4 separate regions of the Mus musculus genome follow, and regions 2, 3 and 4 are each linked to region 1. A link is a loop called in an ENCODE intact Hi-C map of the cell type or tissue named here. Cell type or tissue: heart. All regions are shown on one strand. Links, peaks and the distances in the headings refer to the core of each region. The heading gives the core; the rest is flanking DNA. Region 1 overlaps Tmcc2 (transmembrane and coiled-coil domains 2). Region 2 has its middle 12 kb from the start of Gm30242. Region 3 overlaps Lemd1 (LEM domain containing 1). Region 4 overlaps Cdk18 (cyclin-dependent kinase 18).

Evidence for each region. A loop is a pair of places that touch in the nucleus more often than their neighbours do. Peaks named below come from ENCODE experiments on the same cell type or tissue, not always from the same donor. Only the 100,000 strongest peaks of a DNase experiment are listed, where the experiment ranks them.
Region 2: it touches region 1 in a loop (7-fold over the local background); 22 of 42 quality-filtered maps call a loop at or near these places.
Region 3: it touches region 1 in a loop (5-fold over the local background); 9 of 42 quality-filtered maps call a loop at or near these places.
Region 4: a loop joins it to region 1, with 6 times the contacts of the local background. A loop is called at or near these places in 8 of 42 quality-filtered maps.

What each region holds. Positions count from the first base shown.
Region 1 is chr1:132,352,094-132,360,257 of GRCm38, forward strand. Tmcc2 (transmembrane and coiled-coil domains 2) reads right to left here. Exons shown (of 5, transcript NM_178874.3): 4 at 6,810-6,945; 5 at 4,222-5,724. The coding sequence ends at 5,413. Among named protein-coding and RNA genes, the nearest start is that of F730311O21Rik, 14 kb to the left of the region's middle. In heart, for the core only: a CTCF peak has its summit at 3,918 (motif pointing left); DNase peaks (open chromatin) are centred at 3,290, 3,948, 4,948 and 5,602; H3K27ac peaks cover 1,047 bases.
Region 2 is chr1:132,158,553-132,166,716 of GRCm38, forward strand. No RefSeq gene overlaps it. Among named protein-coding and RNA genes, the nearest start is that of Gm30242, 12 kb to the left of the region's middle. In heart, for the core only: a CTCF peak has its summit at 4,242 (motif pointing right); no DNase peak of the experiment used is centred there; H3K27me3 peaks cover 3,113 bases.
Region 3 is chr1:132,234,857-132,239,856 of GRCm38, forward strand. The region is part of intron 4 of Lemd1 (LEM domain containing 1); the gene reads left to right. Among named protein-coding and RNA genes, the nearest start is that of Lemd1, 11 kb to the left of the region's middle. In heart, for the core only: a CTCF peak has its summit at 2,899 (motif pointing left); a DNase peak (open chromatin) is centred at 2,925; H3K27me3 peaks cover 2,455 bases.
Region 4 is chr1:132,117,515-132,125,678 of GRCm38, forward strand. Cdk18 (cyclin-dependent kinase 18) reads right to left here. Exons shown (of 16, transcript NM_008795.2): 2 at 4,798-4,946; 3 at 4,523-4,602; 4 at 3,934-4,059; 5 at 2,454-2,510; 6 at 1,586-1,700; 7 at 1,336-1,430; 8 at 1,007-1,069; 9 at 236-359; 10 at 1-88. The coding sequence starts at 4,921. Among named protein-coding and RNA genes, the nearest start is that of Cdk18, 18 kb to the right of the region's middle. In heart, for the core only: a CTCF peak has its summit at 3,840 (motif pointing right); a DNase peak (open chromatin) is centred at 3,857; H3K27ac peaks cover 294 bases.

The DNA of each region.
Region 1 (8,164 bases), core at 1,569-6,568:
AGGCTAGAAGGAGCATCAGATCCCCTGAAACTAGAATTACAGATAGCTGTGAGCTGCCACATGGGTCCTGGGAATCGATGGGTTCTCTGAAGAGTAACCAGCCTTCATAACCACTGTACTGACTCTGCAGCCCCTCAGCCTGCTTTCTTATATAACCCAGAACCATCAGCCCAGGCATAACTCTGCCCAGGAGCAACGCTACTGTCCATATCAATCACTAGTCAAGACGATGCCCACAGACGTGCTCACAGGCCAATCTGATGGAGGCAATTGCCTCCTCAATGAAAGTCTCCTCTTGTTTGATAACTCCAGCTTGTGTCAAGTTGACAAAACTAACCAGTACATGGTACATGCTTGGATGTTTGTGCTGGCGTTCTTGTGTGTGTGAAAGTGCCTATTTGCCTATGTATGTGTAACTACATGCATATGTGTACCTGTGCATACATGGCACATAGTTGTGTTCATATGTGTTTATACATTTGTGTATGTACGTATTATGTAAGTGCATGTTTCTGTGTCTGCACATGTGTGTGGACACATGTGAATGTATGTGTGTGCTTGCATGCACCATTGTGTGCCTGTATGCGTGTGTGCACATGTGTGCATGTGTTTGCATTTTCATAGATGTACATGTGTATCTATGCATATGCTTGTATGTATGTCTTCTTATGTCTATATGTGCACGTGTACACATTCTTTTGTGTGTGGTTGTGTCTCTGTGTTCATGCATACCCAGGTACGCAAAACCAGATTTCCGAGATTGAAATGAACCTAAGGCTAGGTTTAAGGTCATTTGCCTTATTGGGGGAAACCCTAAGAGCCACAGTGGGAAAAGTGGAAAAAAATCAGGACCACCCGTTAGCACCTTTCTCTTCAGCTGTGTCTCTCAGGACTGAGAAGGTGAGGGGGAAGATAGGTCAAAGTCGGCTGGTTGCAGCAGGTCTGTGATGGGAACTTCTTTCTGGAATGAATTCAATTAGTTATCCATCTCAAAGGAAGTTAAACTTTCTCTTCCTGCCTCCATCTTCTGAGTGTATGATAAATAGTCAGAGGACCACCTCCAAGTATAGCTCAAGACCTTTCCTGACACAGCTAGTGGCTTCTCAGCTGGGGGATTGATGTGAGGAAGTGGCCTTTCTGTAGCCAAGACAGGGTCTGGCCACCGCATTTACTGGCCTTTGGCTTCTATCCAGTGAGTTGAAATTCCCATAAGGGTAAGGAAAGAGGCAACCACGAAGCTTCAGATGAGATGCTTAACGGGGTACAGAGCCAGGATCCCCAAAGGCAGACTGGGGAAGAGCCTTGGGGTACTTTTGGAACAAGAGTCAACTTGATAAGTCCTTCCTGTAGGCAGGGATGTGGCAGAAGTGACCTTTTCAGCAGTGATGGGCCCAGGCCACTTCATCCAGACGGTCACTCGGCGAACTATGTCAGGGCTGGGTTGTCAGCGTGGGAGTGCTCTCCTGGAGGCTCTGTGTATAAGAGGGAGTGCTGCTGTCCCCACCCAGACTGCCCTTCTGGCTGCTTGGGTGACTCAGGACTTACCAACACGTCTGGATATGCTGTGCAAGCCCCACCTCCTCTCCTCCCTTGACACCATCCCAGCAGGTCTTGGGGCCCATGGCCTCTTCCCATGTTCATCTGAGAGTTGTCAATAAGCTTTCAAGCCACTTCACTCTGGCTGCTTCCTTGTCTAGCCCTGGTGGCAAATCAGAGTCCCTGTTGGAGTCCTAGATGGGTAGGAAATCTCCTGGAAATAGCTCCCGAGGGGGTCATTTTGGGGCACTGTGGGACCACACCCACTCCTGACACCTCTGTGCCTTGCCAAATCCTACTCGATGGGCAATGTAGACATCATTTCCTCTCAAGTGTAGGGGCTGACAGTCTTGACTCAAATCCACACACCTTGACTTTGGAACTCACTCTCTTTCCTAGACACCACACCTGCTAGAGGAGGGAGGGCCCCGCACAGATACATTTGCAGGGCTTTGATGTCGGCTCAGGACAGGTGGGTCTCATCTTCTAGGAAGCCAAGCTTCTGCTGATTAGACTGAGGGGAGAGACTTAGACAAATCAGCAGGCTCTTAGTCTGGAGGAAAAGGCTCCTGGGTCTTCAGGTCAGAGGTGTTGCCAGTGTCACCCTGTGTGTCTTTACAGAGTCCACCTCAGTTCCTCCAAGGAGTTCTGGACCTGCCACCCGGCGTTAGTGTTGAGGTGGAGTGGTCATTCTTTGGGTTATTTCTCTACGTTCCAGGGAGTGTGCCATCAAGTTTAGGCATGCGATGTCTCACATGTCTCCTGTTACCACACCTGTGTACCAGAGACACCATTCTTACTGGCCGATGTGAGACAACAGCTGGGTGCGACAGGTCTAAGGCTAGTGGCAGTGTTGACTTTGAGCCCAGATCCGGGATTGACTGCAGGGCCTGCCTCTGCAGGAGAGGTTAGCCTGCCTGAAAGATCTGGTTATAGCTCCCCTTCCTCTTCCCGTGGTCCCAGTGTCTCCTCCCTGCCCTCACTCGGCAGCACAGACAAATCAGCTGTACCCCACACTAGGCCTGGGCTGCCTTTTGGGTTTGCAGAGCTTGCACTTGCTGCAGCTTTGTGACCCAAGAGGTTATCGAGTGGGCTGGCTCTGCAGCTACCTGCCCAGGAGAGAGAAGGCACCAAGTCTTTTTATCTGCCCCCACCCAAAGAGACCCAGGTAGTGGGTGTCTACCAGTCTGACTAAGCTCTCTAGTACCCTGGGGGTGAGACCTGCACTTGTGGGATAGATGCTCTGGGAAGGGCCTGCCTCTAGGTCTTGTAGTCTGAAGGAGGCAGACTACGAGTGGTAACCCTGACTCAATGTCTCACTCTCTGGACCTCAGGGAAGAGAAAGAAGTGGGGGATAACTCACCCTTCTTAAAAAAAAAAGAGGGAACACAAACAGACACAAACAGGGGAGCCTCCCTGAGCCCCAGGATGGCAGGGTTCTGTTAGGTGTCCCATTGTCTCCTGGCTGAGGGAAGTAAGCCAGTGCTTTCTTTGACAAAGATGCAGCTTGGGGGCCTGCACCTCCCTTAGGCTGTTTGCTTTGCAGCCTCAGAACTGACCAAGAATGACCTCTGCTTCCTCCCTGCTCCCTTTCGGTGTGGGCCGCAGCTGGCAGTGGCATTCAGAGCCAATTCTGGGAAGGCATCTGACCTTGGAAGGAATGTAGGAAATGTCTAGCCAGGAGCAGCCACCCCCTACCTGTGGCCCAAGAATGTGGGCTCTGGGCCACCTGTGGCCCCCAAGAGAGGTGCACATAGACACGTGGTTGGAAAAGAAAGGGGGTACAAGATCCAAGACTGGAATAGCTGGAAGGCTGTCTGGCAACACTCCTACGTAACAGAGGGCAAACTCTTGTGGTGGCAGCACTGTGCCCTCTCCGGTCTCTGGGTCCCCTGGAGCCTGAGGCCACAGACGCAGCTGCAATGTTTGCTTGTCAGACTCACAGGGCCCTGGGATACCAGCACAGAATTGACATGCACAGTGGCCACCTCCAGCCTGCTTTCCCGATGGGGAAACTGAGGCCCAGAGAAAGGCTGGGAGTTAATTACAGGGCACTAGTTATGTGCTGAGACCAAAGGTTGTTTTTTTTTTTTTTTTTTTTTTTTTTGGTTTATTTTTGTTCTGCTTTATCATAGCTCCTCTTGCTGCCTTCTCCTGCAAAGGGCCTACTGCAAATATCCACAAAGGTCCTGCTGGGAAGTGCTTTGGGGCTGTTAGGGGTAGGTGCTACAACCACAGGGCAGGCACTAAGTGCTAGGCCTCCACACCATACTTGGAAAGCTGGTACTCCCTGCCTCAGCTGAACAAGTGTAACAAAGCCAAGCTAAAGCCAGTAGCCTTGTGAGGACTTCGTCTTGAGAGAGGTTTTGGAGCACGGACTCTGCTGACCCCTTGTGGCTACAACTGGTCACAGCATCTATGGGCGCTTCTCCATTTCCCTTCTGGGAAGTGCTCCAACAAAGCTGGGGCTGGATGGATTGATAGGCATATCATTTAAGTTGCTCAGAGCAAGGCAGGTGAGTGTGTGTGTGTGTGTGTGTGTGTGTGTGTGTGTGTGTGTGTGTGTGTTCCTCATTCAGTATGGAAGACAACATCTGGCCAGCAGATGATACCCAGAATGCTTCAGTGTGGGGAGAAATCCTGTGATTTTTCAGAGACAGTGTAATCAGCAGACCTCAGACAGGATGGTTTGAAAACATAAAGGATATTTATTTCTTAGGAAGGTCCACCACAGCTGGCAGGCACTGCTTCTCCTGCTTCATGGATTCCTCTCTCCTGTTCTAAGAAATCCCCACTGTGCTTGGAAAGGCCCTCGGGGAGGCTGGGCTGTGCAGAATCGAACACAACACTCCAGAGCCTTAAGGAAATGACAAATATCCTCTTCCTCACAAACACACATATAAAATAAATAGATATATATATATAAAAGAGGCCATGCCCCTCCTGCCCATTTGCTGGGACAGCTTGGGAGAGCGGGCTGCATGGCCACACGCCCCTTCTTCCAGCCAGGACACCAGAGGATACATGGTCTGGAGTATGATGAACCAAGAATAAGTCCTGGCTTCAAAAGGAGGATGGGCAGGGTCCTCTCTCTGGAGCCCAGCTGGGCAGAAGTGAGGGAAGGGTGGGTACAAATAAATAAATAAGTAAATAAATAAATAGAACTCAACGTGATCCCAGAGGTCTAAGGGTTTGGGCTGGAGGCTCAGGGCCCTTGGGGCCTGTTTTTTTTTCAGAAAAACAGCACACCCGGTGACAGGCAGAAAGATGAGCAGAAAAAATACAAACCCAAAGTTACACCCCACAGCCTCCAGAAACCAGTCTCAAACCAGCTCAAGTGGAAGGAGAAGCAGGAGGAGGGGAGGCTGAGCTCCCAGTGGCTGTGCCAAGCCTGCCCTCTGGCCCCAAGGCTGGGGACCCTCCCCTTTCTGCACTCTCTAGGCTCAGCAGGGCCTCCCACTGGCTTTTATCCAGACCATCTCCATGGGAGGAAACTGTGGCTGCCTCCAGGATGGGCTCTTCCCTAGGGAAACTGAGACTGGCCTTCTATCTTAGTGGCTTACATGACTAGAGCATCCTCTTGTCAACCCAGAAAAGTCCCATGTGGCTGCAAAATAATTCAAATAATGCAGCCCTGGTGTCTCCCCACTGCTCCATTTGGCTGAGAGTGTCCCTGCTCCCTCCAGCCCAGAGCACCCTCTCTGAAACCTTCAGGCCGAAAGGGAGATGGTGTCAGACAGAAGCAGTGAAAAGAAGGGACAGTTAGGGGCCAAACAGGTCACATGACAGACCCCGAGGGACGCAGGAGCCCCGGGCCCTCCTGGAGATGCCTGTGGCTAGTGGGATCCGGAGAGCACAGGGTGGGGCGGCAGCCGCTCAGCTGGGCAGCAGCACATGCTCCAGGAGGTAGGTGAGGGAGGCCCAGTGCTTCCACAGTAGGAAGAGGACGAGGAGCAGGAGGGCGGTGCTGGTGATCCGGAGGCGCGTCTTCATGAGGGGGGTGATGAAGTTGGCAATGGTGGACACAAACACCAGCAGCACGGCCATGAGTGCCAGGATCACGTTGATGAACTTGCCCAGCAGGGCGCGCGCGTTGGCGTTCTCCACACCTTCTAACTGCACCACTTGCTGCTGCTGCTGCTGCAGTTCCAGCTTGGTGACTCGGGTCAGGCAGGACTCCACGGCCTCCTGTGGGGACAGAGGGTGGATGTGGAAGCCCAGGGTGGCTGAGACTAGACTGAGCCCAGTCCACCTGTGCTGATTCCAGTAGGGCTTCAGTGTGGCCTCAGGGGTAAGCTTGGAAGCTTGCTTTCTGCATGGCAATGTTAGGGTAGTGAACTTTTTTTTTTTTTTTTGGTTTTTTGAGACAGGGTTTCTCTGTATAGCCTTGGCTGTCCTGGAGCTCACTTTATAGATCAGGCTGGCCTCGATCTCAGAAATCTGCCTGCCTCTGCCTCCCAAGTGCTGGGATTAAAGGCGTACGCCACCATGCCCGGCTGGTAGTGAACTTTTAAAGTGTGTGTGTGTGTGTGTGTGTGTGTGTGTGTGTGTCTACTGTAAAGAAATAAGTCACTGGTGGGATTGCTGGACTCTGAGCTATATCTGAGTTACAAGATTTTGGGGGTCAGGAATAGTCTGACCCCCAAATCTCTCTGCCTCACCATGTGACACAGTCCCTGCCCTGGGGAGGCTATAGCTGTGAGGTCCTTACCAGCTGTAAGGAGAGGATGACTCCACACTCCAGTGAGAGCTGGGCAGACCTTTTCTCTTTACAAATTATCCAACCTCATGCATCTTGCTACTGTACCAAGAAGGTGGTAGCACATGGCCCCTCTTCACAGCCAAGGGCACAGCTAGGACTGGGAACAGAACTCTAATGAAGACTGTTTGAGGAGGATCTAAGGAAATGGAAGTCTTGCTTACTGATCCCAGCTCCATATTGAGGCAAGGAAATGCCTGGAAATAACAATTATTCATTTGTAAACCTGTCACCAAAAAGATGTGGCAAATGAAGGTGGCCTTTACCCACTGGTTTGCCTTTATATAGTGCACACACTTGGGCGAAGACTTACGTTGCTCTTATCTCTACCCCACGAACACTCCCCTCTTTGGCTTCCTGTACCAATTGGCCCCATGGATATGTTTCTGCTCGTCGTGTTCCATGTGATGTGTCCACCTCCACACTGTCACCTGTACCCTGTGCCTACAGATAGGGCAGTTGCTGTTGGCTCTGTCAGCATATTGGGACCTCCCCAGAGTGGTCCTGGCCATACCTGGATATCCCGGGCCCTCTCGTAGGACTGGTAGGCCACCTTCTCCTCCATGCTGGCCAGCTCCTGCTTTAGGTTGGTCATTTCATTCTGGTGAAGCTCAGTCAGGTCGTTCAGCTGTTCCTCCAGCCTCTCATACCTAGGGGAGAGGGGCAGGCAACACCACTTCTTTGGCTACTCAGCTCTTCTCTCCCCAGGACCAAGGCGCCAGTCAGTAGCGACATGCAGCCCACCCATGTGTCCAGTCCCGCTCTCATCTTAACCCCCGTGATAGCGCAGCATTTCTCTGTGACAGCCTTGTGCTAAGCATTGCCTGCATCACCTCAGAGGATTCTCACACAGCCTCATGAGACAGGACGAGGTCATCCGTATTGACAGGTGGAAGAATGAGACAGAGACTACTAAGGAACCTGTACAGGACCTCATGGCTCTTGTCAGGCAATTCAGGATTAAGTGACTTCAACCCAGATTCCTAAACCCTGGCTAAGATGCTCTCTGGGTAGCAGAGATCCTGGGGTACAAAGCATGTGACCTCTGCTATGAAAATCACCACGGATCAAAAGACGACTCTAAAGCGAGGGTGACTAGTTTTTACGTGGGGTTCCCCTCAATTTTACAAACTATCATCTAGAAAGAAGAAGTGCTAAGGGAAAGGTCCCCCAAATCCCAGAGAAGGAGGAGGTGGGGGAGGAGCAGCCTCCAGTCCATTCGTGACCTTAGGAGTCTGAGGTATTCCAACTGTCCACCCTACTTATCTATCTCCAGTTTGCATTCATAGGTTGACTTCTTCAGTTTTTTCTTTAAAAAAACAAAACAAAACAAAAACAGGGTTACAATGTAGCTCTGGCTGGCCTAGAACTTGCTGTATAGACCAAGCTGGCCTCAGTTCACAGAGATCTGCCTGCCTCTGCCTCCTGAGTGCTGCGATTAAAGGCCCGCACCATCACACCTAGCCAGCGGATACACTCTTATAACCACACCATGATATCAGTCAGAGCTATCCTCATTTCTCAGCAGGGAAACCAGGTCCAGGGTGCTAGCTGTTTGTTTAAGGTACTAAAAGCAAGATATGGGATTTGAATCCAAGAAGCTGCCTCCAAAGTTCATTCCAAACAACAGCCTCTCCAGAGGAGCATAGCTATGGTGCTGGCCTTAGTTTCCTCTTTGTGAATTGTAAGCACAGAACACCCCAAGGCATCTTGAGAACAACAGAACCTTCCTTCCAGAGGTCTTGTGCCCCCTCTTCCATTCTGGAGAAAGCTCTGCGGAGGTTCCTCTCGGCATTGCTGGACCCTGCAGTCGCCTCCATAGCTCAGAGCAGCTTTCTTGCTTCCCACTGGGCCCCCACACAGTTGTGA
Region 2 (8,164 bases), core at 1,231-6,230, 190 kb before region 1:
GAAAACCTTGGAAAGCAACATCTTTACTCTGAAGAGCCTCTGAAGAGCTCAGGGGCTGGCAGGAATTTGGTGGAGGGTCTATCTTGCTCCTCCAGAGGAGACACATGTTGCAGGAGGGCGGGGAGGGAGGACGCCACACCAGGAGCAGAGGGTCTGGGAAATTCAGGGTTCTTCAAGAAATGGTGGTTCTGCTGTGAAGGAACAGGGGATGGGGATGGGGGTGGGGGAGGAGAATGAGACAGGGAGGGAGGTACCGGGGAGCATGAGGTAGCATCTCTATTATCTGGGTGACCTACAGGGTAATAATGTCCCAGGCTGAACCCAGTGACCTCCTGAAGACCTTTCTCTGTTCCTGCAGCCTGCCTGGCTGGTGACACACCCTCCTCTAAGCACCCTGCCAGGAACAGGCAAATTCCCCCTCGCCCCTCCCTCTTCCCAGCTCAGCAGTCCCTGCCAGCTCCACAGTTTGCCAAGTTTACCTCTCAGTTTTCTCAAATCCACCCCAGCAGCTCCCCTTGCCTTGCTCTCAGCAAAGGCCTCCTGTCTCCCCTGACTGCTCCTGTCCCTGGGGGATGGCAGGCTAAAGGGATTCTGTCCTTTGCCTTCTGCCTGCCTAGGTAGCACACTGTGGGGTTAGGTGCTAAAGCCAGACGCCTTAGGTTCAAACCCACCCTGCAGATTCATAGCTGGGCAAGCCCACTTCATATCTAGAGAAAGCGAGTCTCATTAGTTGCTGTTCCTCATTAGCAAAATCAGAACTTGACAAAATAGGTCTCAGACCTGCTGGGAGGAATACCGGGCTTTTCTATGTGTGCGTTCCTAGCTCCAGCTTCACTACCTCTCCTGCTTCCTCCTTGCTCTGTGCTCAGTCCTCTTCTTCCTCCCTCCCCTGTCACTCCTCCCTCTATGGACCAGCATGTTCTGTCTCCTTCCTCTGCTCACTGCATACTACTGGCCCCATCATGGTGCCCTGCTTCCCTGGTCAGTGGCCTCTGCATTCTTCTTGCTCTCCCCTCACCCCCTAAGATTGTGTGCCTCAGACCCAGGTCCCCAGAGTTCTCAGTCTTGTCTGCCCTTGCAGCCATTAGGGGATCTTGCAAGTGCAGCTTGCAACCACAGTGCTTGCAAGCACTAAGGGATCTGTGAGCTACAGTCCAGGGATGCTTGCAGCATCGGAGCACCACCTCTCTGTACCTGCTCCACTGCTTAGGGCACTGAGGATGCAGTGAGGACCAAGCAAAAAGGGATTATACACCATGGCCTCCAGGTTCCCCTTGGGGCTTCTGAGCAGAGCAGCCAGCAGTGGGATGGGGCAAAAGGAAAGGAACGCCAATCTGGTGTGGCCAGAGGCTCTGGCTCTGATTTTCCTTTGGCCATGAGAGGGTCCTGAGATCCTTGGGACTGTTCCCACCGTGATGTAACAGTGTTTTCTGAGCTGGTATTAGAGCCAGAACTAAAGCTAAGCCACACAAGCCAGGAGCCCAGAGACGGGTGATGTCTGCTAGACTAGTTGGGGTGGGGGGCAGGGCTATGATTCATTCATTCATGCTTTTCCCTCATCTAACCCATCCTTCAGAAACTTTGTGCATATGTGAATGTGTGTGCACATATGTGTGCTGGTGTGCCATGAACATGGAGACACCAGGCATCAACTTTGGGCATTCTTTTCTCTACCCTGGTAGCAAGCCCGTAGGATCTGCCTGTCTCTCTCTTCTGGGTGGCCGTGCCCTGCCTTTCATTCGAGCGCTAGGAATCCCAACTCAACATCCTCACACTTTTGTGCCATGAACAGCCCAGTAATGTTTATGTTACCATGGCCACCATAATCAGTCCCTTCTGACAATGGAGCCCACAACCCCCTGCTTGCTAGGCAAACATCTCCAGAGATTCATTCCTAGCCTCACGCACTAATTTTATTGCGTCATTATTTGGGGAGCTGGGTATGGCAGCAGGTGCAAGAAAGAGAATATTGGATAATACTCCCTCTGCACTGACACCCCCCCCCCCGCCATGTAAATGTCATGAGGGACAAGTGTCAGGGAAGGAAGCTGCACTGTGCACATCCTAATGGAGTAGGACAGCAGGCTGTTTGCCACTCAGTGGTGATATCATTGCCTAAGACTGTCTCTGTAGTCATCCTGTGACAAGGCTCAATCCTGACCTGCAAGATTTAACTTAAGGTAGCGTGGTGAGGCTGCCAGGCCGCTCCGGCTCTAAGAGTCCAGAGCCAGGATCAAGCTGCTCAAGGTATCTGAAAAGCAAAACCCAAGATCCAGCGTTGCCCAGTTGCCCCCAAGCAGCTGCAACCTCTGCCTCTGTGCCTCTCCCCTGTGTTCACCTAGTACAGATCAAACATTTTATAAACCTTGGCCCAGAAGCTGGACAGCCTGCATTTTAATACCACTTCCACCCTTTACTAACTATGTGACCGTGGACAAACCTCCTAACCTCTCTGAGCTGCGGTATTGCCCAGTAGAGCCTGCCTGTGGGTAACTAGCTCTGTTTAATGGGACCTGCACTTGCTTTTGCTACATTGCATGCTGTGAGTCTTGTCTTCCTGTCTCAAGGCTCTAGAGCATTAGGATATAGTTTGATGTCTTCAATCTTCTTCATGCCCCAGGGAGTGGCATGGAACTTCGCTCAGAGCAGGCTGGCCCGAAATACTTGTTGAATGACTTTAAACGATCAGTATAAGTGTTGGCTGAAGTCATTGCACCCTGGCTCTCCAGGAGTGGGCAGGGGTCCTCTGCAAGTCACAGGGAGCTGGCAAGGGCAATGCCAGGCCATCTGGCAGGGAAGGGCAGGGTAGGTGTATCCTCTGAAGCAGGTGTTCCAGGAAGGAGAGTGGAGCCAGCCTAGAGGATTGACTGGCCCACCACCGAGCTTCTGGACCTGGGACAGAAAAGGGACAATCCGCATGGCCCTTCTCGGAGGAGGGCAGCCTGCCAGTTAAGTACCAAAAAAGGCTACCTTAGGAATTCTGAGGCTTCAGGAAAGACAGGGTACACCTGGTAGTTGCCACAATAAAGAAAAGAGGGTGGTTGTGCCTTGAGGGCAGAATATGGAGTGCTGCAGAGCCGGCCCCCTGAGAGGCAGGGAAGTGGAGAGGCCCTTCAGTGTCCCAGCTGGCTCAGGGCTCAGTCTCCAGTCACACTGTGCTTCTTGGCTTCCTGGAGCACAAAGAGGCTGCCTGCTCTCGGGTCTGGAAGCTCAAGAGATCCTTGGGTAAGCTCGGGTAGGGCAGGGGCTCCTGGTGCACCTCCTGGGAGGATAATAGCACAGTCTCATGGGGACTGTGTTCTGAGTAAGTTGAAAACTAGGTTTCTTCTTGTCTAGTTATGTGTGAGGCCTTGAGTCCTGAGGTCAACTCCAGAACCTAAAAAAGAAAAGAAAACAAAACAAAACAACAACAACAAAAAAAGATAAAGCAGGATACAGGAAGGATCGGAGGGGTTTCTTTGTGAATGGTCAAGAAAGATACGGAGTGTTTGATTTCAAGTGAGGGCAGTTGTTCTCCTGCTCATACCTGCCCATACCTGCTTAGAAAACAGCTAAGGCTAAACCTCTGTTTTCTTCTCTCAGCCTGTAACCACAATAGCTGGAACTGTGGATTGGACCAAAGGACCCCAAGAGGCAGAGACTCACAGGAGCGGCTTGCTCGAGCATGCACCCTTTGTTCATTTTGTTACCCTGTATTAATGTATAAACTCATGGACATCATTTCTACATTTTGATTATTACACATTCTACTCCAGTGACCATGTGTGTGCAACTGCTTGTTTAAACATGTGTTTTCCATGGGAGTGGAAGTGCTGGGTCATAGGCTAACTCCACGTCTTACATTTTAAAGAAATTGCCAAACGGCGTCCATTCCTTATCTATCTATAGACCTATCTATCATCTATCTACCCACCTATCCATCTTTCATCCATCTAACTATCTATCCATCTACCTACATATCTATTTATCTATTTTGAGTTTTTGAGACAGGGTTTTCTCTGTGTAGCCCTGGCTGTCCTGGAACTCACTCTGTAGACCAGGCTGGCCTCAAACTCAGAAATCTTCCTGCCTCTCTGTCTCCCAAGTGCTGGGATTAAAAGCATGCGCTACCACTGCCCAGATAAGGTTTTCCTTCCTTCCTTCCTTCCTTCCTTCCTTCCTTCCTTCCTTCCTTCCTTCCTTTTTAACATTCATTTATTTATTATAAGTATACTGTAGCCGTCTTCAGACACTCCAGAAGAGGGCGCCAGATCTCGTTACGGATGGTTGTGAGTCACCACGTGGTTGGTGGGATTTGAATTTAGGACCTTCGGAAGAGCAGTCAGTGCTCTTAACCGCTGAGCCATCTCTCCAGCCCCCAAATCCCCGCCAAGGTTTTCTTAATTAACCAGTTTGTTTGGGGTTTATTTTAAGTCTTGTTTTTGAGAAAAGGCCTTGCTCCATCTCCCAGGCTGCCCTGGAACTCTCCATCCCCTGCCTTCATCTTCCTAGCACTGGGATTACAGAATGCATCAGTGTGCCCTTGCCGAAGTAAAGTTTTCTTTGTAGAATGTTATTTAAGGAGTGATCCCAGAAAACAAGTAGAAGAGTATGGAAGGAGAGGGGAGGAGAGCCAGTAACAGTTATTGAGTCGTAGAAACACCAGACTACTGCATGACTCTGAAGCCAGCATTGGGAACTTGAATTTCAGCATTGAGAAGCAGTCAGGAGATGGGTACAATGTACCCCGAACTCCACCAGCTCCTGGCTGGGGATGTCTGAATGTGTGTGTGTTCATTTCTGCTAATTCTCTTTTGCTAGATGCATAGGTAAGGAAGCAGGCTCTGCTGGAGAAACCCACCTGGCAAAGAGGCAGCACTGTGTGCAGAGGAAGTGCAAACCTGATTAGTGTGGATAGGCAGAGAGGAGTGGGCACCTTCAGCACCTACAATGTGACAGAACCCAAGTTCTTTCTCATGTGGGGTTTACCTTCTCCTGAGAGAGTCACAGACAAACATATGGGTCAGGAAGCAGCATGGGAAAACAGGTGTGGGCAACGGTGGTCCACGTCTATAACCCCAGCACTCGGGAGTCAAGGGTAGGAGAGTCAGGAGTTCAAGGCTAGCCTTGACTATATAGTGAATTCCAAGTCAACTTGGGCTACTTGAGACCCATTTTCAAAAGAAAAAAAATGCAAGTAGGTAAGTGTGCAGCAGGCAGAGTGGGAGATCACACGAGCTCATGGTGGGTATCCCTGCATTTTGATACCTGAAGAGAGATGTCAGCAAAGACCCCAGTAAGCAATAGACTGCAGGAAGCCCTGTATGTCTGCCTTAGAAACCAGGCAGGGGGAGCAGCAGGAGTGAAAGGCAGATCTGTAGAGTCCCAGCCAGTGTGGCAGAGTGCAGAGGAGCAAACAGACCTGAAGGTGAGGAGAGGGGTGGGGGTGGGGTGGGAGGAGCTCAACTGGGTTGGGGACAAGATTAGATTGGGGAACCCTTTTCTTGAATTGTTTGTTGTTTTTATCTTTGAGACAATATCTCACTACGGAGCCTTGGTTGGCTGCAAGTTCACAGCTATTCTCCTGCCTCAGCCTCCTGAGGGCTTGCATTTCAGGCACCTGCCAACATGACCAGCAATTGTTTGGATTTTGTTCTAAAGGTAACCAGCCACCTGGTAGCTAGGATTGGTCTTGTTTATATATTTGTTTCCTGCTGTTGGATTTCAGAAACTTGGGAACTCCGGGCCCTGTTAGCCTGTTAGGCCCTCGGGCCATAGCAAAACTTGCTCTCCTGCCGGACTCAGCTCTGTTGTCAGGAGCTGGCCCTCAATGTAGGGGGAGAGGGAGGGGGCTGAAGGGTAAAAGACAAGGCAAAAACAAACAACAACAAAAACCCCAGCAAGCTTGTATACCATCACACTCCTGGAAAGCTGTCATGCAGTGTCCAGAGGAGCCTTTGTCCCTCCTCCAGAGAACGTGTCCCTTCCCTTTGTAGCAGAGGGGAAGCCACAGTGGAATCTCCAGAGGTGGCAGGAGACAGGCACTTCAAAGTGAAGGCACAGGTTGGGCTCCTGAGCTGATCCACACACAGCCTTGAAGGGTGAGGGGTTTGTGTGTGAGAGCGGGGACAGGGGAAGGGGGAGGAGAAGGAGGAGAGGAAAAAGTAGGGAGGGATGAAGAGGGGAAAGAGGGAGGAGGAAGGAAGAGAGGGATGAGAGGGGGGAGGAGGGGAAGAACAGGAGGAAGAGAAATGGCAGGAAGGGGAGATGGAAGCGAAGAGGAGGGGAAAGGAAGAAACCAGGGAAGGGAGAAAGAGAAGACAGTGCGGAGGGGAGGGGGAGAGGTGAGAGGCAAGGAGGGCCTTAGGGCTGACAACCACAGGGGAATATTGATGAGCTTTCTGGCAAGAAGTGACAGAGCTGGTCGGGGTAGTGTAATGAAGACAGATGATCATGGGCCAGCCCTGCCAGCTCCCCGTGGTGTAACGGGGAGAGTCACAACTTAGGTTAGGGTGGGTGGGGTGGGCTTGCCAAGAGCCTGCCATGTCCTCTCCTCTGGCAGCTCCAGCTCCTCGCCAGCTGCCCAACTTCAGACTGTGACCCTGCTCTTTCCTCAGCCAGCCTGCTTCTCCTCCCCCACCCCCACAGCTTCCCCCATCGCCCCCAGGATGAGGCAGACTCTACCTCACCTCACAGCCTCCAGACAATTTCAGAAGAGCCTGCTGCTTTCTCTCCGAGGGACCCTAAGTGCCAATTCTCACACCCGAGGGACCCTAAGAGCAGCCAATTCTCACACCTCTCGGCTGTGTATTGATTGTCCCTGGGTGGTGGCACTCGCCCCGCAGCCTATAAACAAGGAGCAAAGAGCCTGGAATTTAGTTTTTCCCTTATCCATTTACTCTTTGTGGTTTTGTGTTTTCCTCTTCTTTTTTGGCAAGTTCCTTCATAGCCTGGTTTGACTGCAATCTCTTGAAGTCCAGGATGACGTTGAATTTCTGAGCTCACTGTTTCCTGTTCCTAAGTGCTGGGATTGTAGGCCTGCACGGCCAAACATTGTATAGGATGCAGGGTTTCGTACACATTAGGCAAGCACTCTACAAACTAAGATACATCCTCAGCCCTTTCCTTGTTTTCTTCTTAAAAAAAAAATTTTTATTTATAGATGGTGCTTGATACATTGGATCTTGCAGCATAGATTATGCTAGCCATGATCTTGCAGAGATCCTCCTGTCTCTGCCTCCCAAGTACTGGCATTACAAATGTGCCACAGTGTCCTAGTCTGTCTGTCTGTTTTTTTGTTTTTCGAGACAGGGTTTCTCTGTATTGCCCTGGCTGTCCTGGAACTCACTCTGTAGACCAGGCTGGCCTTGAACTCAGAAATCTGCCTGCCTCTGCCTCCCTAGTGCTGGGATTAAAGGCTTGAGCCACCACACCCGGCTAAGATTTTTTTTGTTGTTGTTGTTTTAATGTGTATGAGTGCTTTGTCTGCGGATATGGATGCATACCACATGTATGCAGTGCCTGCAGAGGCCAGAAGAGGGCGCAAAATCCCTGGATTTAGAGTTTTAGAGATTAATGAGTGTGTAGGTGCTGGGAACACCAAGTTCCCTTTAGAACTCCCACTAAGAACAGCAAATGCTCCCAATGGCCCAGCCAGCTCCCAGGCCCCCCTTTCCTTTTATTAACTGTGTCACAAATACCTCCTAATATAAAAGGTACTATGTACATTGATGGTGGTTTGCATCCTGAGTGATCTTGAAAGACTCAAAAGCTTGATTGAGGTGGAGCACGGACCACAAAAAACTTCTTTTTATGTATAGGAGTCCACTGTCGCTGTCTTCAGACACACACCAGAAGAGGGCATGGGATCCCATTACAGAGGGTTGTGAGCCACCATGTGGTTGCTGGGAATTGAACTCAGGACCTCTGGGAGAGCAGTCAGTGTTCTTAACCGCTGAGCCATTTTTTCAGCCCCTCAAAAGAAAACTTAATCCCAGATGGTGCCAGTGGGAGGTGGTGTGACCTACTGGGATGTTATTGACAGGGGAGTGTGGCACACCAAGTGTTTCTTTTCTTTCTCTTCCTCCTCCCCCTCTCTTCCTCTTTCTCCTCTTCCTCATCCTCCTCTTGATTTCTGCCTATGAAATGATTGGTTTTGTGTCTATCCCTACCCTGACTTTCCACC
Region 3 (5,000 bases), core at 1-5,000, 120 kb before region 1:
GCTGATTTAGCCATTAAAACCACTCAAAAAAGCCAGGTCAGGGCTGGGGCGCAGCTCAGTAGCTAGCGCATGCCTAGTGAAGAGCACAAGCGAGCCTGGTCCCTGTGTAGAAGTCAGCAGTGCCGTTCCTCTGACAGGGACTGGAAACAGCTCATCTCTCTACTGCTGGGGGAGAGCTAGGTTTGTAGTTATAACTCAGGCTCCCTGTCTCCTCTTTCAAAGGAATTTACAGTCGACCGAGAAGTAACAGCCTCCACTGGCAGCTTGTATAAAGTGGGATTTGAGTACAGTACCTTGTGATTTATCACCCAAACAAGGATGAAGAATAAAAGGGAGTCACTAGTCAGGGAGACTGGAACAACAAGAATAAGGCAGGACGGTCTAGGTCAGAAGAGGACACATGGTCATCTGGGTTTAAGGCCAGTTCCCAGGACTGAAGTATTTGTGTGTGCACGCCTCACTTTGAGAGTGAGGCTGTAGGTAAAAGCCAGAGGACAGCCAGGGAGCTCCTGGGTGTGGGCGTGAGGTGGGGGTGTCTTTCTGTCTGTCTCTCTCTGTCTCTCCCTGTCTCTCTCTGTCTCTCTCTGACAGAGCCTCCATACCCCCTGTGGGGAGGAGGATCCGTTCATTTGCCACCTTTCCTAAACCACCATACCCAGCTATGAAAAAAAAACAAAACAAACCTTTAAAATGTGCTCTAAACACAAAAAGGCGCTTCAAAAATATGGGCGCTAGAGACAGACACCCTGGGCTCAATCTCAGCTCTGCCACTCGCTTCAATAAGTCCCCACCCTTGCTTTGTCTGAGCTTACCACCCGAAAGTGGGTTAATAACGACAGCCTCTGCCTTGTAGTGAGTCTCGGAGCTTGAGTTTAAGCTTATAAATCAGACTGGGGATGTAGCTTGGAACAGAGTAGTGATGACATCTAATAAAAGGTACTTAGCTACAAGTAAAAGCTATTGTTTTTGTTAGTAGGATTGTTCTATAAAAAGTACACTATTTAATTATCTGCAATGCACAACAACATAGTTAGTGAAAAAAAAATAAGGAAATGGAAATAAGATCTTCAGTACTGGGCTCTGAATGATGCAGAATATGACTTACCAGAGTGCCCAGAGGTATATTTATATAAGTAATTATTCAGGCATAATTAAAGGCTGCTTTCTGCATGTAACCAAGCAGGCTGAACTTTTAAAGCCCCATGTGTATAATAAGCAAGGCATGGTGGCACATACCTGTAATCCTAGCACCTAAGACATTATGGCAGAAGCACTCCAAGTTCCAGGCTAGCCTGAGCTACATAAGGAGAACTCTGGCTCAGAAAAATAAAATAAAATAAAATAACAACCAGAAAAGCTTATGTGCCCCCTGGATTTGAGGAAACTTTATATCTATATCCTTTTCTGTTTGCTTAAACATTTTTTAGATGTATTTATTTAATGTATATGATTACACTGTAGCTCTTTTCAGACACACCAGAAGAGGGCATCAGATCCCGTTAAAGATGGTTATGAGCCACCATGTGGTTTCTGGGAATTGAACTCAGGACCTCTGGAAGAGCAGTCAGTGCTCTTAACCCCTGAGCCATCTCTCCAGCCCCCTTCTTTGAACATTTTAAAAATTAAGTTAGTTTGCACTAATTTCACAGGTACATAGTGGCAAGGGTAGTATAGAGAATTCTGTGCTCTTTTACCAGGCGCGGTTGTTACTGTGTATCAGTTTTGCTGTTCCCTGGGTTGTGTCTCTGAGCCCTCGTGAGAGCAAACTGCACAAGAAGCCCCCAGCCCTCAGACAGGTGCTCTGCTGTCCTGCTCCAGAGCTCCACCTAGAGCCAATTGCACCCCCAAAGCACAGACCCCACCAGGCTTCAACTACTGTTTCAACAATATCCTTTTGCTTCCTGGTCAGCCACCAATTCAGAAACAACTGTCACGTCTAGATCTCTGGTCTCTTCAGTGTCCTACATCCTGGCACAGTGGTGCCTCAGTTTCTTCCTATAACTCATGCCCTGGTCAGTTTTAGAGATCAGTGCTTCCATTCTGTTGGGTTAATATGCCCTACTTCAATTACAAACTATTCTTGATATCAAATGCGTGTGTGTGTGTGTGTGTGTGTGTGTGTGTGTGTGTGAGTGCGTGCACGTGTGCATGTGCATGTGAGAGAGACCTATATTCCAGAAAGAAATGGACAATTCAATTCAATTTTGATAGCTGCCTGCAGTTAGCACCAGCTCCCACAGGTTGAGAGCTCAGTCTCCTAAACCGTGTCATTGTAGGTGACAATCCCAGTCCTTGGCTCTGCTGTGCTTCTGATGAACCAGCTATCTCCGTTTCTATGACCCCTCTCATAGACCTGATAATCTGTGAGAATGACTCACAGATCTCGGGAAGAGTTGCTGGATAGTTTTATGTCAGCTTGACCCGTGCTAAAGTCATCTAAGAAGAGGGAACCTCAATTGGGAACTGGAATCCAATAAGATTGGGCTGTGGGGGCGTTTTCTTAATTAGCGATTGACTTTACTATCATTTCCTTCCTGAGAACATACATCTATCGTCATTTTATCAAAGGGAATTTCCTGCTGTCCTTCCCATAGGACATTCATGGGACAGCGTCATGGGCAGTAGACACCATTCATCATAACTCATGAGCCTAGGCATGATTTATTGGAGATGATTATTGATCGTGGGATTTCTTCCCTGGAAAAGCTTCTTGGCTCTCCTTATAGATGAGGAAATGTACAGGAAGGAGGTGATGGGCCCACGAACACAGAGAAAGCCGGAAGAAAAACTGGAATAGAATTTCTATTTCCAATCTTCATCCAGTTCTATTAAATGACTGAAGGGGAGGAAAGGTGGCCTTCGTGATGAAATTGCTCCCCCTGCTGTCTGTTTTTAGGCACTGCAGGAGGATTTGGGCCAGGTGTTTACCAGGGCAGCAAAGACCTCTTTCCTTTGATTGGTGGGTTTTTCCAATTGCACACCAAGGCTACGGATCACAAGTCAATGTATCTAAATATGCAAATGAATGGATGGAATTTGCCTAACCAAAGAGTAAAAAAGTTGAGTTCCACTAAGCTGGGTGTGGTGGCCCACGCCATCAATCCAGCTCTTGGGAGGCAGAGATGACCTGGTGTATGAGGCCTGTTCAAAGACAGCCAGAGCTACCTACATAGTGAGACCTTGTCTCAAGCAAGCCAACAACGAAATTTAGCATTGCTAGATTTAATTTCATTTAACTTTTAGTTTTTTGGGATAGGGTTTCTCTGTGTAGCCCTGGCTGTCCTGGAACTAGCTCTGTAGACCAGGCTGGTCTTGAACCAGAGTTCTTGGTCTCAAGAGTTCTGGGATTAAAAATGTGTGTGCGCATGCTCTCTCTCTCTCTCTCTCTCTCTCTCTCTCTGACACACACACACACACACACAACCAGACACACACAGAGCTAGATTTAGTTTTTTATCCATGTGGTGGTGGTCTGTGGACGTGTTATTCATGACTGTAAATGGAATTTCTCTTGTTAATTTCTGATAAGATTGAGCATCTTTTCTTATATTAATTTTTCATTTGTACTTTGACATTTATGAAATGCCTGTTCATGTCTCTTGCCTTTTTTAGTAGACTGTTTACCTTATTGGTTTATGGGTGTGACTTAGATACTGTGGCTATCAGTTGTTTCTTGGCGATGGATGTAGCAATACCCTTTAGTTGCCTTGGTTTGTCTTTTCACTCTTCTCTTGCCTTTCAAAAATGTTTTGTTTTTAAATTACTTTAAATTAGTTTATAGACAGCTCCCAAAAAGAATGTCTATATGGTCCTTATCCAGCTACATAGTTTTGTTTATTTGTGATGTAATGTGATGTGTGACCAGCCAGTTGCTGTTGGGTGATGTTGGGTGTTTTTCTCAGTTGCTCTGGGCTTTATTTTTTGAGGCAGGGTCTCTTTGAGCCTGGAGCTCACCATCTGACTACAGTTGCTGCCCAGGAGCCCATGAATCTGCCTGTCTCTCTGCCCCCTCTGTGCGAAGCTTACAGACAGCCATCGCACCTGGCTTTTACATGGATGCTAGGGATCTGAGTTCGGACCTTGTGCGTGCATGGCTGACGCTTTGCCTAGTGTGGTGGTTTGAATGGGTCTCCCCATAGGTTCCTATGATTGCATACATGCCCCCAGTTGGTGAAACTGTTTGGAAAGGCTCCAGAGATGTGGCCTTGTTGGGGATAGTGTGCCACTGGAGACAGGCTTTGAGGATTCAAAAGCTCCTGCCATTTCCAGTCTTTCTCTACCTTATCCTTGTGAATGAGATGTAGCTCTCAGCTAACTGCTCCAGCGCCTTGCCTGCCTGCCTGCCTGCCTGCCTGCCTGCCTGCCTTCCTGCCTTCCTGCCTTCCTACCTCTCTTTCTGCTTGCCTGCCTTCCTGCCTCTCTGCCTGCCTGCCTGCCTGCCTGCTTGCTGTCATGCTTCCTACCATGATGGTCATGAATTCTAACCTGTTAAACCATAAGACCCAAATAAATGGTTCTATAAGCTGCCCTGGTCACGGCATCTTATCACAGCAATAGAAAAGTAATCAAGACACTCACAGAGCATCTCCGCAGCCCCCAAACGGGAATGTTTTATTATGATGAAACTCAACACAAAACCAAAGGCTTCACAGCACACAGTTCATAGGCGATTAATGCCCTCAGAATGTGGAACCAATGCCTTGATCTAAAATACCTCCCACCCCATCTCCATGCAGTCCTATGGTTACGGTAGAAAAAACAAACTTCAGACTTAAAACACCCAAGGCTGGCAATCAGGGCAGTCTGAACTCCCCAGTCTCCTCAGCCACACACCTGCCTTGTGTTCCCGTGGTGTTGTCTCTTCTGGATATTTCAAATACATTAAACCCTTCAGTGTGTGATGCTTTTTAACCTTATACAGGGTTTCTGAGCTTCATCCACATGGTTACATACATTTCTCTCAGCACCACCTTGCTTGGAATATTCTGTTACACGTATAA
Region 4 (8,164 bases), core at 1,300-6,299, 230 kb before region 1:
CCCAGCAGCACATCTGGGGGCCTGTACCAGAGGGTCACCACCTCATTGGAATAGGTCTTTGTAGGCACTGATTTGGCCCGGGCCAGGCCTAGGAACAGACATGTTACTAGACCTCCGCTAAAGGGTCCTAAAGGGTCCTATACTCAGACATCCCCCAGCATTCCTGCACACTGAAGAGGCCGTGTAACCCAGGGGTCAGACCCTCCTGCCAACCTGACCCTGGCATCAGCCTCACCAAAGTCGGCCAGCTTCAGCTCGCCCCTCTCATTGATGAGTAGGTTCTGGGGCTTCAGGTCCCGGTGCAGGATCTTGCGGTGGTGGCAGTAGGCCAGACCCCGGAGCAGCTGGAACATGAATATCTGGCCGAGAGAGCAAGAATGAGCAGCTTAGTGGGACTAGGTCCCACGTGGGAGACCCTACGCCTCTGTCTCAGGCTGGAGAGGAACGGGGACCAGAACAAGTCTCTAGGAAGGCTCCCCAATTCTGTCGCCCACCCTGAAGGCCCACCCTGTAGGCCACCCGAGGACCTGTAGACACCAGAGAATCGCATATGGGGGCAGAGTTCAGGGATGGAGAGGAGGCCGTGAGTGAGAAGAGGCTGGAGCAGTCCCTAAGACGTGAGGTGGGAGAGCAGAGTAAGGGTCCCATAGGTGGGGATGTATGTGCTTGGTCTTTAGGTACCAGAACTGGCCACACACACACACACACACACACACACACACACACACACACACACAGCTTCTCAGAAGCCTCTCTTCCCTCTGGCAGGTAAACTCAGGCTTGGTATTCAGTTAGAGAGGGCTCTGTATCCACAGCTAGACAGAAGAGGATGGTAAGTCTGTGTTCTTGGCTGGGGTGCTCAGATGGCCTCTACACTGACCCTTTCCTCTTCCCTGCATTTGAGGCTCCCGAGTGACCTCAGCAGTCGGTGACAAAGGAAGCGTCCTAAACTGGGTTCTATGGCAGATGGCTGTCATGGGAAGGTCTCTGCAGGCAGGCCCCTCACCTTGACATTGTGCATGTTCATGAGGTTCCCACAGTGGTCTAGGTACTGTTTCAGGTCACTGTCCTGGAACAGACAGACAGGTTCAGGCCTGTCCTCTGCCTGGCTGGTGGTCCAGGCTCAGGCTGAAAGGAAGCCCTGTCCTGTCTGGGCCCATGCCTGCTGGTGGCACAGTACCCTGGCCCTGAATCCTTGGCCCACTTCCGCATGAGAACTTAATTGGCAAACAAAGGCTTGGGTCCTTCCCTCAGCCCATCCCTCCCACTCCCTCACTCTCTCTCCTCCCCACCCCACTTCACCCACCCTCAGGGGTGAGCCCCAGTCCAGCTCACCAGGTACTCAAACACCAGGGTGAGGGACCGATCTGTGTGAATGAGGTCATGCAGGGTCACAATATTGGCGTGTTTCAGGTCCTTCAGCAGAGACACTGGGGAGACAGGACCACTTGGGTCCCCAGGCCCACCAGTACCTCCCACTATCCCTTCCTGGGGCCAGCAATGGCCCTCCACCCAGGCTCCCACCAGGTGCAGGCTGCTGAGCCCCTTGTCCCAGAGGCCTGGGGTGCAGACCCGGACATTGTACCCTCTCGAATAGCAGTGCAGGGCGCCCCTTCCTCATGCTCCAGCCGGATCTCCTTCAGGGCCACGAGGTTCTCTGTCAGCTTGCTGCGTCCCTTGAAGACGGTGGCATAGGTACCCTGCGACAGGGGAATCCCTGGTCAGCCCCAGATCATCCTGCTCACACTCTCCCTCCCAGCCCCACCTCTTACATCCTAGCTTGGGCTAGGATTCAAGCAAGCTGGGTGCCCTCTGTTCAGATTCTGTTTGCTCCAAAGTCTGCTTTCTCTTAAAGTGTCCCTATCGAGTCCCCGGCTGGAACGGACTGCGTTTGTCCCTCTGTTCCCATGTTGCGGCCTCTCTCTTAGCATAACTCTGCCTTGCTCTTAGATTATGGTGATGTAGCCACTTTTCTGTCTCATAAACCTATACCCCCTCCAGGCCACCAACCCTGACACAGGACACCAAAGCAGTTTAATAACAGTGTCCTTGCTGTGTGCCAGGCACTAAGAACCGTACATAAGCTTCTCCTGGTACCCTTCCATACCCCCAACAGTAGTTATTTTCATCCTTTGACAGAGAATGAAACTGAGGCATGAAGAGAGAGAGAGCGAGCACAGGACACGCTAAGGTCATGGAGCAAGCAAGTGGAAGACATAGGATTCAAATCCAAACCATAGCTATTTGAAAGGGGGGAGAAAGACTAGATCCTGTGCAGAGACCTCTGTCTTCAAGAGCAGGGCATAGGGCATCTAACACCAGCTCTGGAAGCTAGGCAGGCTGCTTGGGCAAGTAGTGTGACTCCATGAACCAGGAGGCATGGGGGGGGGGGGGGCAGAACAGAGTCAAAACCATCCTACCTGCTGCCAGAGAGAGCAATGTTGGTCTCTTACCTCCCCCAGTTTGTCCAGTTTCACATATGTTTCCAGTTTCCCAAAGCCGATATCTGACTGGGAAGGAGACACAGGGGACGGTGAGATTCAAAGCCCCAGCAGACCTTCCTAGTCAAAGTGAAGGAAGTGAGACACCCCCATTGTACAGAGAGGAACCAAGGCTAACATCTCAAGCAAGGACAGCTTCAAACCCTCCTTTTTCTCCTCTCCCTTCATCCTTGTGAATGCTGAAGATCCTCTGGAAATGGGGGCCCCTCTTCCGAGAGTCGGATATGAGTACACTGAGCTGCCCGGCCTGTCCGCCCGCCGCCTACCTGCCTGCCTGCCGGGCTCTCTTGCTCAGGTTGCTAGCTCCTCTGTCACTCTCTACTATGTGGGGGTCCACTTCAGAGCCCAGTTCCCTAGTCATCAGTTCATCTCGTCTAGCTCAGGATAAGACGCGTCGTCGTAATAAGATAGAGCTGAGACCCACTTGCCAGAGCTAGACGCTCCTAACGGGCAGCTGGGACCTAAAGTCTGGGGGTGAGGTGGGGGTGTCGGTGAGTCTTTTGTTTCTTTGTGGTTGGCTTTTTGTTTGTTGTTTTGTTTTATTTGGGAGGTCTTTCATTTTTATCAAGCATTATATAACATATATGTGCTATATAATATACTGTGTGGCCTTCTGGCAGGAAGAGATGACCATAGCTGGGGGGTTTCCCTCCTTTGGGGAGGTGTGAGTTTGTTTGTTTGTTTTTTCTCATTAGTCAGGAAAATGTTTCCCTCATCAATTTTCTTCAAGGCGCTGGACACAGAGTATCGACTGCCTATCTCTCTCCATCAAAGATCACTGGTAAGGAAGTCTAGCTGCTCTCTAGACCTTGTTCCCACCAGTGAACTTGTGGACGCACACAGTGGCTATTTTGGGGGTGACCATGCTTATGTCCATGATGGTGAGGCCAGGGAGAACCTTGAACCACATCTCTGCATAGTGAAACACAACCTGAACCCTATCCAGATACTCCTGGTTTTGTTTTGTTTGTTTTATTTGTTTGAGGCTGTCTTACAGCGTACCCTAGGCTAGCCAGGAATTACATAGCCCAGGTAAACCTTGAATTCTTAACAGATGGTTGTGAGCCACCATGTGGTTGCTGGGATTTGAACTCAGTACCTCTAGAAGTGCAGTCAGTGCCCCTAACCGCTGAGCCATCTCTCCAGCTCAAGCCTTGAATTCTTAACACTCCTGCAACAGCCTCCCAAGGAATCCTGGGAGTACAGACATGAGTCCCAGCACTGATTTAGTGGCCTTAACTAGGGAGACCCTGGGGTTCCCAGGGGATTTGGGGGCTACTTGGCTTCATGCATTGACTTAGAGAGACCGCTTATTAAAACCCTCAGGGGGCCAGCAGGTGGCGCCAGAGGCATAGGAATCTTTCTGGAAACCACTGTAGGCTTCAGCTGGCACAAAGAAGGCCATACTGGTGTCTCACACCCTTAGACTCACCAGGGAGGCACGGCGGGACATGCGGGTGAGAGGCTTGGGCAGCCCTGGGTTCTCCAGCTGTAGCTTCTGCAGGAATTCCTGGGGTAGGCGGATGTCCATGGGCAGAGAGAGCCTCTTGTTGAGGTCCTGAGGTGGCAGAGATGGGATGGGAACATCATGTTGGCCCCAGAAGGTCCTTGCCTCTCATTCTGGATCTATCTGTCCATATAAGGAAGGCTAAGCCTCAGGCTCACAGTTACCTGAGGGGCGTACATTTATGAACCTGCAAGGATTACTGTGTGACCTTTAGAAGGTTTCTTCCCCTCTCTGGGCCACAGTAGAACATAAATAAATCTCATGCCATCACAATGTAATTTTGTAAGCACAGTTTTTTTTTTTTTTTTCTATTCTTGGCACGGGTATGTGGGCTATAAAAACAGTCAATTGTCTAACCAAGAATGTTTTAGCACTTGACATATATTCTCACTGAACCCCCACCATAAGCTGCACCAGTTTGAGCCCCCCAGTGGCAGGCTCTACAGCAACCACCCTGCTAAATTTACTGCTGTGGACGTGTGTGACCCATGGAGCCCGGGAGGGGCACCCTCACCTCCATGGAGAATCGGCGCTGGTTCTGCCGTTGTTGATACTGCATGCCAGGAGACAGCTGCTCAGGCTCATCTGTGCCATCTGTGGGGGAGAAAGCGCCTGATGACAGCCCACAAGACTGAGTGGCATGTCTGAGTGGGACAAGTGTCAGTCCCTACCTCCCACCCAGAGTATGTGAACAGCCCAGAGCACCCCCACCCCTTCTTCCCAATGTCAGCTAGTCATCAGGGTCACAGGGAGCCTGGGTGGAAAAGAGCTAGGTGGCCTGACCCTCACCCTCATTCGTCTGAGTGTGGAGTTGGTTGAACTGCTCAGTGAACTCAGCCAACGACTCCTCAATGGTCTCTGGGCGGGGCACGGACAGGGAAAGCCTTCGCTTGAAGTTCTTCATCTTGTTCATGATCAGCAGGGGTCCAAGATGGGTCCTGGGACAGAGAGGAGAGAAGAGGGCAATGTGGACAGTCTGGACCCATGGGAGCCAGGCTCTGCACGGGGCATGCTTAGGTCACTCAGACCAGAGCCACAGCTCCGTGATTGCAGGCTCTAACCCTGTTCCTTTCTCCAGTGAGTCTCGGCTATCTTCTGACTATGAACATTCCCTCCCCTGCATCACAGCATCAATGGCTATAGCTACAGGTTTGCAAGGGGCCACTTCAGACATTCAACCTCCAGGGGCAGGAGGTCTAGACATCTCTGGGGCAGGTTATCTGAACTGCATGGCCCTCGGGCCATCTCTGCTCTTTCTGAAGGAGCCTAACTGGCTGGTGGCTGCTGGCCACCTGTCAGCAGGTTGCAAACTCCATGATCCCTTTTACTGATACCAGAACACATCCCCTCTCTGGCTCATCCTGGATCCTTAGGAAGAAGATCAAAGGACAGTAAATGCATGGCCCAGCTCTACCTCTGCTCCAGATGCAATGTGCAAGTCAGGGACAGCGTGGGAAACTCAGCCAGCCCAGGAAAGGGGAAACCTGCGCTGCTGGGCCCTCTGTTGCTTCAGTCCTTTGAGCAGGCCTGGATTCCCTGGGCTGAGGACACAGTGGGGCAGAAGGTGCCCTGTTCTATGGCCCTCTGCATGCTGTTTTCCACAGGTAGACCCTTTGTTCTTCTCTCTCTCTCTCTCTCTCTCTCTCTCTCTCTCTCTCTCTCTCCTCTTTCTCTCCCTCCGTCCCTCCCTCCACTCCTTCTCCTCTAGCTCTATTCTGAGATTGTCTCACTGCGTATCTCTGCCTGGTTTGGAACTCATTATTTAGACCAGGCTGGCTTAGAACTTAGAGAGATCCACTTGCCTCAGCCTCCTGAATGCTGGGATTAAAGGCATGAACCACCGTGCTTTTCCTATAGGCTCATCCCTCCACCTGCTTCATAGGCTCTCTCACAACCATATCTCCATCCTGCTGGGCCCCACAAAGCCTTCACCTACAGTGGGGCTTCAGAAACCAGAGGCTACATAACCCTTTGACCTCCCCATCCTAGCCAGGAAGGCACTAGGAAGGCTGTTTAGGAGGGGCCACCTGCACTCCTCCCTGGGCCTACTTATAAGCCACTTCTGGAGGATGCTCAGGCCTGCGGCTGGCTAGCACCCAGTTGCCAAGGCAACCAGGCCCCTCCTGAATCCTCCTGGTTTAAAGGATTATGGGTCAGTAACATGTTTGCTTTGCCTAACGATCATATCCTCCATCCTCTATGAGCTTTGAAAAGGTCCGCTCCCTGGCACTCCACGCTCCAGGCTGCCCCTACCACCACTGAGCTGGGCCCTCAGGCTCTCCTGACCCAGGCCTGGGCCTTTCCAAGCAGAAGGCTCTGATCTGCCCTGCCAGCTGAGCCCTCCTCTGCTGAGCAGCCTGCAGTCCAAGTCAGTTCAGCACACGGCTGATGGAGCATCTCCTGATTACAGCACGGTGCCAGACACGAGGTTACAGTAACTAACCAAGACCCCTGTTCCCAAGGAACTCCGGTTAACGATGGCACTCTGCTGCGGGCTCTCCCCAACTTCCTTGTCTTGCCTACCTGGGTTCCTACTCTTTTCATTTCTTCTAACAGCCTCAGCCTGCTCTCTGCAGAACTCTGGGAGAAAGCTCCCAGAAGACAGCCACATTGCTATCTGCCCTATCTGTGGCATCTAGCTGAAAGGACCCATAGAGGCTCTAAGGAGGCAACGAAGACAGATGGGCTCAGTGACAAGAAGACTTGTCACACCCTGCCTGGTAACTCTCATTCCCAGCAAGACCGGAGGACAGCGATCACTCTGGGTACATGTCCATTGTTGTCCAGGTGTGCTGAATGGCAGAATGACCAGAAACATCAGAAAAAAAAATCCAAACCACCAGCTTCTGGAACTGGGGCCTGGGATTAACGCTTGGGACTGAACCTAGGGCCTTGCGAGGAAAATGCCACCTTCTCCTCACTATTAAGATTTTTAAAAAATATATGTATATGTGTTTGTAAGTATACCTGTGTGTGTGTGTGTGTGTATGTGTATATATATATATATATGTCACATGCATGCAGGTACCCCTGGGGGCCAGAAAGGGGAGGTGGATCCTCTGGAACTGGAGTTACAGGCATCAGTGAGATGTCTGGTATGGACTCTAGGCAGGGGACTCAGGTCCTCTGGAAGCACAGCAGACACCCTCGGCCACAGATCCATGGTGCCAGCCCGTTCTCCTTTGGCAATGGGTATTTTGATGTAGCCCTGGCTAGCTTTGAATTTCCAGTCTTCCTGCCTCAATCTCTCCAGGGCTACGATTACAGGCTTATCCCTCCAAGACAGGCAGAAGATATATTTTTAAGACAGTGTCTCCAATAGCCGGCATGTAGAGACATGGTTGGCAGGATCTGGGGTTCAGGTGAGGGCTAACTGTCAGCTCATTCTTCCAAACTGTCATCTGGGTTAGGAGGGGAACCCCCAGACCTGCAGAGGATACAAGAAGGAGACAGATACTGTGGCAGGAGTCCCATAAAAGAGGACCTGCTCTGACTGGAGAACATATTTATACTCTAGGAGTAAGCCAAAGGGAACTGTGTGTGTGTGTGTGTGTGTGTGTGTGTGTGTGTGTGTGTGTGTGTGACCATAGCTGAAGGGACATGGGGCACATGGCTAAGGCCATTCTAGTGGAGGCAGGAGACACATGCCCTTGGCTGCTCATGGCTTCAGCTCTACAACCAGAGCCGTCTTTAAAAAGTTCTCCCTACAGTCATCCTATAGTGTGGGCTTATGGGATTGTGTGATGGATTTCTGGCTCAGGGATCTCCCAGTAGCTGCCATGATTTACACCCAGGCTTTTGTTCCGGGTGGATGACTTCTTCAAGACAAGGACCAAGCCAAAATCCCATCTGCTCTAGGGTTCAGTTAGGAGCAAAGAGCCAATAGCTGGCCTAGGACGGAGTGGGGGATGGAACAAAGAGGAAAAGCTGGAAATGCAGAACGGGACCCAGGCTCTTAGGCTTAAGGCTTGACCTGAGCAGAGAGCAGGGCTACTGCACAGCAATAGCAACCAGCTGTTCTCTCTGCTGGAGAAGCGGCCAAGAGGAAATGGCTGTCACTACAGCATGAGGAATGGAGGTTAGATGTAAGGATAGACTTCCTGATGGTGACATGAACACAGGCAGCAGGAATGGTGACCAGAGCAGAGAGTGCCTA